Regions from separate parts of the Homo sapiens genome. Here region 1 is linked to region 2. The links are chromatin contacts, found by Hi-C in ENCODE. All regions are on one chromosome and are shown on one strand. The core of a region is the stretch at or near the end of the contact, and the rest is flanking DNA. Distances in the headings are between cores, read along the strand shown.

Region 1 (3,680 bases), core at 648-3,147, 150 kb after region 2:
ATGATATTTAATCTGTATATTTATTTTAGTCTTAGAGTTATATGGTTTAGGAATTTACACCTAGTTTTATATATGTACATATTTAATTATAAAAATAACGTAAGTCAACACTGATGGCTTGTGAGCACTTTTTTCTAGTAACTTACGTTACAGATGTGATCACCCTGAAGCCTGGGTAAGGCATCCTCAGCATTTAGAGAAGGGAATGAATGAGCAGGAAGGGCAGGGTGTGAAGAGCAAATATACATGTCCCCTTTGGAGAGGTGAAAGCAGAGGATGCCATGGGAAGGATTCTGGACTTAGAACCGAAGGAATGGGTCTAGTTTGGGTTTGGCCATTTTGTAGCTGCCATGTCACTTCTCTGGGCCATGGTTGCCTTTGCATGTCTGCTTCTGCTTCCACAGTTCAGCTGCAAACTGCTTAGCAATCTTCCTGTCACCCTTGCACCTCAGTTTATCTGCTTCCCTGAGATGGAGGGGTCAGGGGCCGGTGGGGGACAAGAGGGTGTTCTAATCAGGAAATAGCCTTGGCCCTCACAGTCCCACCCAAGGTGTCTGGCTGGTGCCAGCCCCCAGCACACTCCTCCATTTAAGCTATTGGTCACTCTCCAACCAGTCCATAATAGACACCAGGGGCAATTAAGCACCAACCCACGGCAGGCCCTTACTGGAAAGAGGCCAAGCTGGTCTATGCTTGCTTGGATTTTCATTCCTTATCAGCACGTGCAATCTACGTAGGTCAATCAGACCAGAGATTCCACAGTTCTGGAGTTATAAATAAGAGAACCTACTTCTTTTCAGTGGGGAGAATAAGACCAAAGCTACCGGACAGAGGAAATTTCTGAAATCCCTGAGGCTTCCTTTCTCCTGGACAAGGGGCCCTCTGCTGCTGGTAAGATAAGATGATCCCACCCCCACCTTCAGGTTCAGGTTCATTATCACCAATAATAATCATTTCTAACCAGTCTTTATAGTTTATAAAAGATGTTCAGTTCACATATACTATCTTATTTGATAATCAGAATAAATAACTGTTTGGGAATGAATCTGAGACTCAGGGGTTAATAACGTATTTGAGAACACACAGTTGTAAATTGGACCCAGAGACCAGAATCCAGGCATTGGGACTCAGAGTTATTCTTTCCACCACGCAGTTCTGTTTTTACTTGCACAGTGTACAGGGAAATTTTGCAGCTGTAGCCTGCCTCACAAACATTTACAATCCTGGTTGTTCAAGTAGTAAGTCTTACCTTCCCAAGTTAACTGAAAGGTACCAGGACAGGCGATATAGTGTGCACCCTGGTGTCACCTATAGCACTTACACATACTCATCAGTTTGGTTTTGACTTGAGAGAATAAAGGTAAAGTAATTTGGCCATAAGGATTCCCTGTTCCTTAGAAACATCCCCCTCTTGTCACTGATGTAATTCTTCAGAGGACCAGCATTTTCATTCTACAACCGGTATTCAATCCTCTTCTAATACTTTTCCCCATGAGAGGGGAGGGTTGGAGGTGGGAATGTTAACCCTAAAATGGGACTAGAGAAGGAAGAAGAAAGCAGGTTAGTGCTCAGATATTAAACTTTCCTCTGCACTTCCCATGAATGTATACAATACATATGACCCAAGGAAACAGACTAGATTAGTGATTCTTGAAACTTTTGTTTTAAAGAAAAGAAAACTCTTTTTAAAGTGAAAACTCACTTGGAAATTCAATACATAACCAGAAAAAGCACAGGTGCTCTGGTTAGGGACGTGGGGTCCCCCCAACAGTGCCCCAAACCACCTCCCCTTGCCGGGGCGCCTTACATACCACCTCCTTGGAAGTGCAGGGACTCTGCTAGGCCCAGTTTGAGAATCACCTGATCAGATCATTTGCCAGCTGGGCTCCAGGGCAACAGAGATGAATAATGCCAGCTCCCTGCCAGCAATGAGCTTTCAGATCATTTCAATGCAGTGTGATAAGAACTGTGACAGAGGAGGGGCTGGGTGCTACAGAGCAAAGAAGAGAGTCACCCCAGGCTGGGGTTACAAGGCCTGGGATAGGGGAGCCGTCTCAAGAAGAAGTGGTGCCAGGGTAACTTGCAGAATACTTTTGTAAAACAAAAATGACAAAGATTAAGTTGAGAAATCTATGGACGCTTAAAGATAAAAATCACACTCTATGAGGTCACTGCCAAAATAGTTGTCATCCCTGGAGGATAACCAGGACACTAGAGGGTCAAGAAGCTGTGTCACATGAGAGACACTGGAGTGCTGGCCTGCATCTGACTTCCCTGCCAACTTGCCATCCATGCATGCTGCTCCCCAGGGAGTCACATCACCTCTGGGCTTATCAGAGACTGAGCAACCCCTCAAGATGGCCCTTGGGGAATGCAGCAAGTGTGGTAATTGTCAGTGTGTGGAAGGGGCAGCAAAAGATCCCTGAGCTACCCAGTGGCCAAAGCCCATCTCCTGTTCTGATCCTTGCCTCCCCACCCCTCCTATTTATGATTCAGCTTCCCCTCAGACTGCAGATTCTTCCCTCTCTCTCACCCTCACTTCTGTCTGTCTCTCTATCTTTCTTCTTTTGCGGTCCTTCCTCCTCCTCTTTCTTCCTTCACATCCTTCCTTTTTCTCTCTGTCTCCTGTGTCTCTGTGTCTCTCTATCTCTTTCTCTCCCTCTCTGCCTCTAGAATCTCCTCCAAAATCCAGAATATTTAATGACATGGAGAAGATTCACAGTATATTGTTAAGCAAAAAATATTTCTGTCTTTTTTTTTTTTTTTTTTTTTTGAGGCAGAGTCTCGCTCTGTCGCCCAGGATGGAGTGCAGTGGCGCAATCTCGGCTCACTGGAAGCTCCGCCTCCCAGGTTCATGTCATTCTCCTGCCTCAGCCTCCTGAGTAGCTGGGACTATGGGCGCCAGCCACCATGCCTGGCTAATTTTTTGTATTTTTAGTAGAGACGGGGTTTCACCGCATTAGCCAGGATGGTCTCGATCTCCTGACCTCGTGATCTGCCTGCCTCAGCTTCCCAAAGTGCTGGGATTACAGGCGTGAGCCACGGCGCCCGGCCAGCGAAAAATATTTCTAAGGCAGCTTACAAAACAGTATGTCCTGTACAATTCCATCTTTCTTTTTTTTTTTTCTTTTTTCTTTTTTGAGACAGAGTCCCACTCTGTTGCTCAGGCTGAAGTGCAATGGCATGATCTCGGCTCACGGCAACCTCCACCTCCTGGGTTCAAGCGATTCTCCTGCCTCAGCCTCCTGAGTAGCTGGGACTACAGGTGCCCGGGACCACGCCCGGCTAATTTTTGTATTTTTAGTAGAGATGTGGTTTCACCATGTTAGCCAGGCTGGTCTCGAACTCCTGACCTCAGGTGATCCACCCACCTTGGCCTCCCCAAGTGCTGGGATTACAGGCGTGAGCCACCGCTCCTGGCCACAATTCCACATTTCTAAGAGGAGACTGATGGGGAGAGCACCTCTCTTCTGATTGAGTTCAGGAAACACTGAGAAGGAAAGCCAAGGAGCAGCTGATGGGAGCTAGAGGATCAGCATTTTTATGGACAAATCTCAGTCAGAGGGTCCCGCCTAGGTAAGACTTAGGAATGAAGAGAAAGAGGGGAGTCGCATGGCCTGTAGGGGTTAGGGGGAAACTCACTCCCAAGGAGACAGGTAGAAAGCAGCTAAGCAAACCAG
Region 2 (3,267 bases), core at 230-2,729:
TCCTTCTGTCAATTCATACACATATTGTTGCATGAGTGCATTATTTACAAAAAATTAGAAAGCCCTAGCTTATAAAAGAAGTTGTCATCTACCCAATTGTGCCCTATTATATCTGGCATCACAGATGGTCTGCATAAATACTCTCTAAACTGGTGGGTGACCTCAAGCACTGTGCCAGGGTGAGAGCCCTCAAATTCTGAGAACCAGTACTTTTTATTCAGAAACGTCTCCAGAGCGCAGAAAGGCAGTGAATCCAGCTACTCTAGAATGATGAAATAGCCTTATAAACAAGAACACTCTTGAAACTTTGCTCTGCTTTTGTCTACATCAAGAAAATCTCCTTTATATTTCAGCATCCCAAGTAAGATTATTTATCCTCAGGGGCACTCTCAGAAAAGGTTGGGCACTTATGATCCTACCTGATACCCTCATTGATAAGTCTGTATTCATTTGTCAATCAGGCTCTTACTTAGAGAATCAGCTCCCCATAGCCTTCTTATCTCTGAGGAACTTAAGGAATTAAGTTCCCAACCCAGCAAACCTGAGGGCCAACTCCTGGCTCATGGTGACCTTAGGCAATTTACTTTCCCGGCAGCATCATTTAATGATTTCCCTAAAGGAAACATCTCACACAGAAGGGACTAGCCATGGGGAGACCACTGTTTTGCCACTGGGTACCTGAAAACTTCATCTGTCCAGATCTGAGCAGGATAAAAAGGAGTTTGGAGTCAGACATCTGGTCAGTGAGGCTTTTGCTGGCTCCCTGTGAGAATAGCTGAATCCCTGTGGCACCAACACTTAGGTAGCATGCTCTGCAATCACTGGTCCTGGGGACAGACTAAGGGAAACGCTGAAAGCATACTCAGAGGGTCAGTTCAGATGGGAAAAGTAGCTTTCCTAAGGTTGTAGGGGACAAAGGCTGCTTCCCACAGAGCCTGCCTCAGGGGTTTGGAACCGGCCAGGGCAACAGGCCAGGTATTTCAAGCCTGTTGCAAGACCATCTGGGGAGACTGGATGGAGTTGGGATTTTGTTCCTGCACCCCATCTTCCCATTCTATCTCTCATCATTTTGTAGGGAAGAAACACTAGGTCTTCCCTGTGTGGTTGTGAGCTTTGACCCAAACCCTTGAGCTACCTGGCCCCAGAGCTGCCCCAGGATTAGATCTTAGGTGTATTTCAAACTGTTTTTGTCTTCCCACTGGGCTATGGGAAACATGGCCCTCTTGATTTACTTTCTGAGGAGAAAACTGAGAAGTAGTAGCGGACTGAATACCTAGCATCTCTACCAGAGGTTCCCACTTAGTGGCAGGAGAATTCCCCATGTACCTAACACGCATACAACAGTTTCATTCTGTAACACTAGAGAAAGGTGTGCTGGCCTCCTCTCATGTGATACCATGGGGTTTTCTCTGACAGAGCTCTGGGAAAGTCTGACCAATGTTTTACCTGACCTGCTGGACCAAGGCCACTGAACTGAGGGAAAAAGAAGTGGAAAGGGGAGAGAGCCAGATCTAACTATCGAAATTTAGCCTGAGTGCCTGTCTCCAAGGAAGGATTCTACTGGGACTGTTCAGCCAACTTCAGGGAGAGAGGTGTTGTCCCTATCTGGAGTCAGCCAGAGCCCACTCCCTAGTGCCTTGGAGCAGCCAACTGAACTCTGGTATTTGCTCTCACTGTGCTTTTATACTTTGCCAATCGGTTCCACCCTAGTCCTGCTGGGAGACAGAGCAGCCACTGCCAAAGACTTTGTCTTTCTTAACCACAGTCCCCATAGCATCCAAGGACCTCTGGCTCTGAGGTCCCACCAAATCCCTGGCTTCCCTGGGACAATGCCAGAGGAATGCTATCACTGACTTTGACACTGACATCACCACAAGTTGTTGCTCTCAGTTAAGGCAAAACTAGCTTCTATAACAATCTTCCATCTCTCAGTAGCATAAACACAGTAGATTTGTTTCTTGCTCATGTTAATCCCAATCAGGTACTCAATGGGTTGCCTCTCATGTGATAATTTGTGGACCGTGGGCCCAAACTCCTCCTGGTTGGAGGCCTAGCTATTTTCTTGAGTCTTGGGGTCCTTTGCCTTTAGCTGGAAGACAAGAAGAGAGAAGGTAGAGGAGACATACCCACTTCTTAATCAGTTTGGTCTGGAGGTGACACTCATCATTTCTGCTTACCTCCCTGAGATGGGGACTAGTCTACTTAGTCCATGTGGCTCTACCCAGACACAAGGGGAGTTAAAGAGTGTAGCTCCTGGCCAGAGCACCCTCTGCAAGACCTCATTATGAGAATGGAGCACAGACCTCAGAGCACAGAGAAGTGATGCCTGGCAGTGGCAAACCAAAGAAACTGAGGAAATGGGATACATTACTGGGTGTGAGTGTGAGAAAAGACATGGAACTATAGGGAAGCTAGAGTTACAAAAGCTCCAAGAGAAGGAACAAAGATGAGGAGAGCCACCTAAGTTGGAGCTCTGGAAGAAGGAGAAAAGGTTGGAGCAGCTGCTATAAGATGTGAGACTTTAGAAAGAGACTACATACAATTATTGCTAACTGTTGTATGGTATGATTTCTCCCCTGTCAAGCTCCAGTGAAGGTTTTGGGGTATGAAAGGACAGAGGACAACCTAGGGTTATTGAATTTAAATAGTTTAAAATCAATAGCTATTTTAAAATTAGATAGTGGTGGTGGTTGAACACCTTTGTGAATATACTAAAAGCTACTAAATTATACATTTTAAAGGATGAATTTTATGGTATGTGGATTATATATGAATAAAAAATCGTATGAGAAAATGATAGCTACCATTTCTGGATGCTTCTTTTGTGCCAGGTACTTTACACATTTTGATAATCTCAAATTCTTAGTTTAACTGAAAGGTAGGTATGAATGTCTCTGTTTTATAGATGAAGAAACTGAGATTCACTGAGGTTAAATGACCCAATGTCACACAAATGGTAGAGCCAGAATTCACACCCAACTCTGCCTGGCTCTGAAGCTGGCTGGCATTCTCTCCACTGCCCCTTGTGGCTCCCCAACAATAATCACTGTCTGTATTGAGCACCAGATACTGAGCACTTTGACTATAAAACTCAAATTCCCTCAGCAATCCTGGGAAGTTAACAATATTCTTGACTTTATAAATGAGGTTACCAATGCTTGGAATTGTCAATAATTGCCACAAACTCAGCTACTAAGTGGCAATGCCAGTAGCTGATTTCAAATCCTTTCTGATTTCAAAGCCCTTCAACACGCTTTCTTTTGGGAG

Evidence for each region. A loop is a pair of places that touch in the nucleus more often than their neighbours do. Pooled maps may share reads with other maps.
Region 1: a map of gastrocnemius medialis shows a loop between it and region 2 (3-fold over the local background). The contact joins two enhancer-like sites. A Hi-C loop is called at or near these places in 3 of 168 maps with a recorded cell type or tissue (ascending aorta, gastrocnemius medialis and sigmoid colon) and 3 of 50 pooled maps.

What each region holds. Positions count from the first base shown.
Region 1 is chr1:117,677,013-117,680,692 of GRCh38, reverse strand. No RefSeq gene overlaps it. Among named protein-coding and RNA genes, the nearest start is that of TENT5C, 73 kb to the right of the region's middle. Within about 2 kb of position 1,897, at least 8 of the 41 ENCODE cell types and tissues checked have a DNase peak (open chromatin) inside an H3K27ac peak, as active enhancers do.
Region 2 is chr1:117,823,288-117,826,554 of GRCh38, reverse strand. No RefSeq gene overlaps it. Among named protein-coding and RNA genes, the nearest start is that of GDAP2, 100 kb to the left of the region's middle. Within about 2 kb of position 1,479, at least 8 of the 41 ENCODE cell types and tissues checked have a DNase peak (open chromatin) inside an H3K27ac peak, as active enhancers do.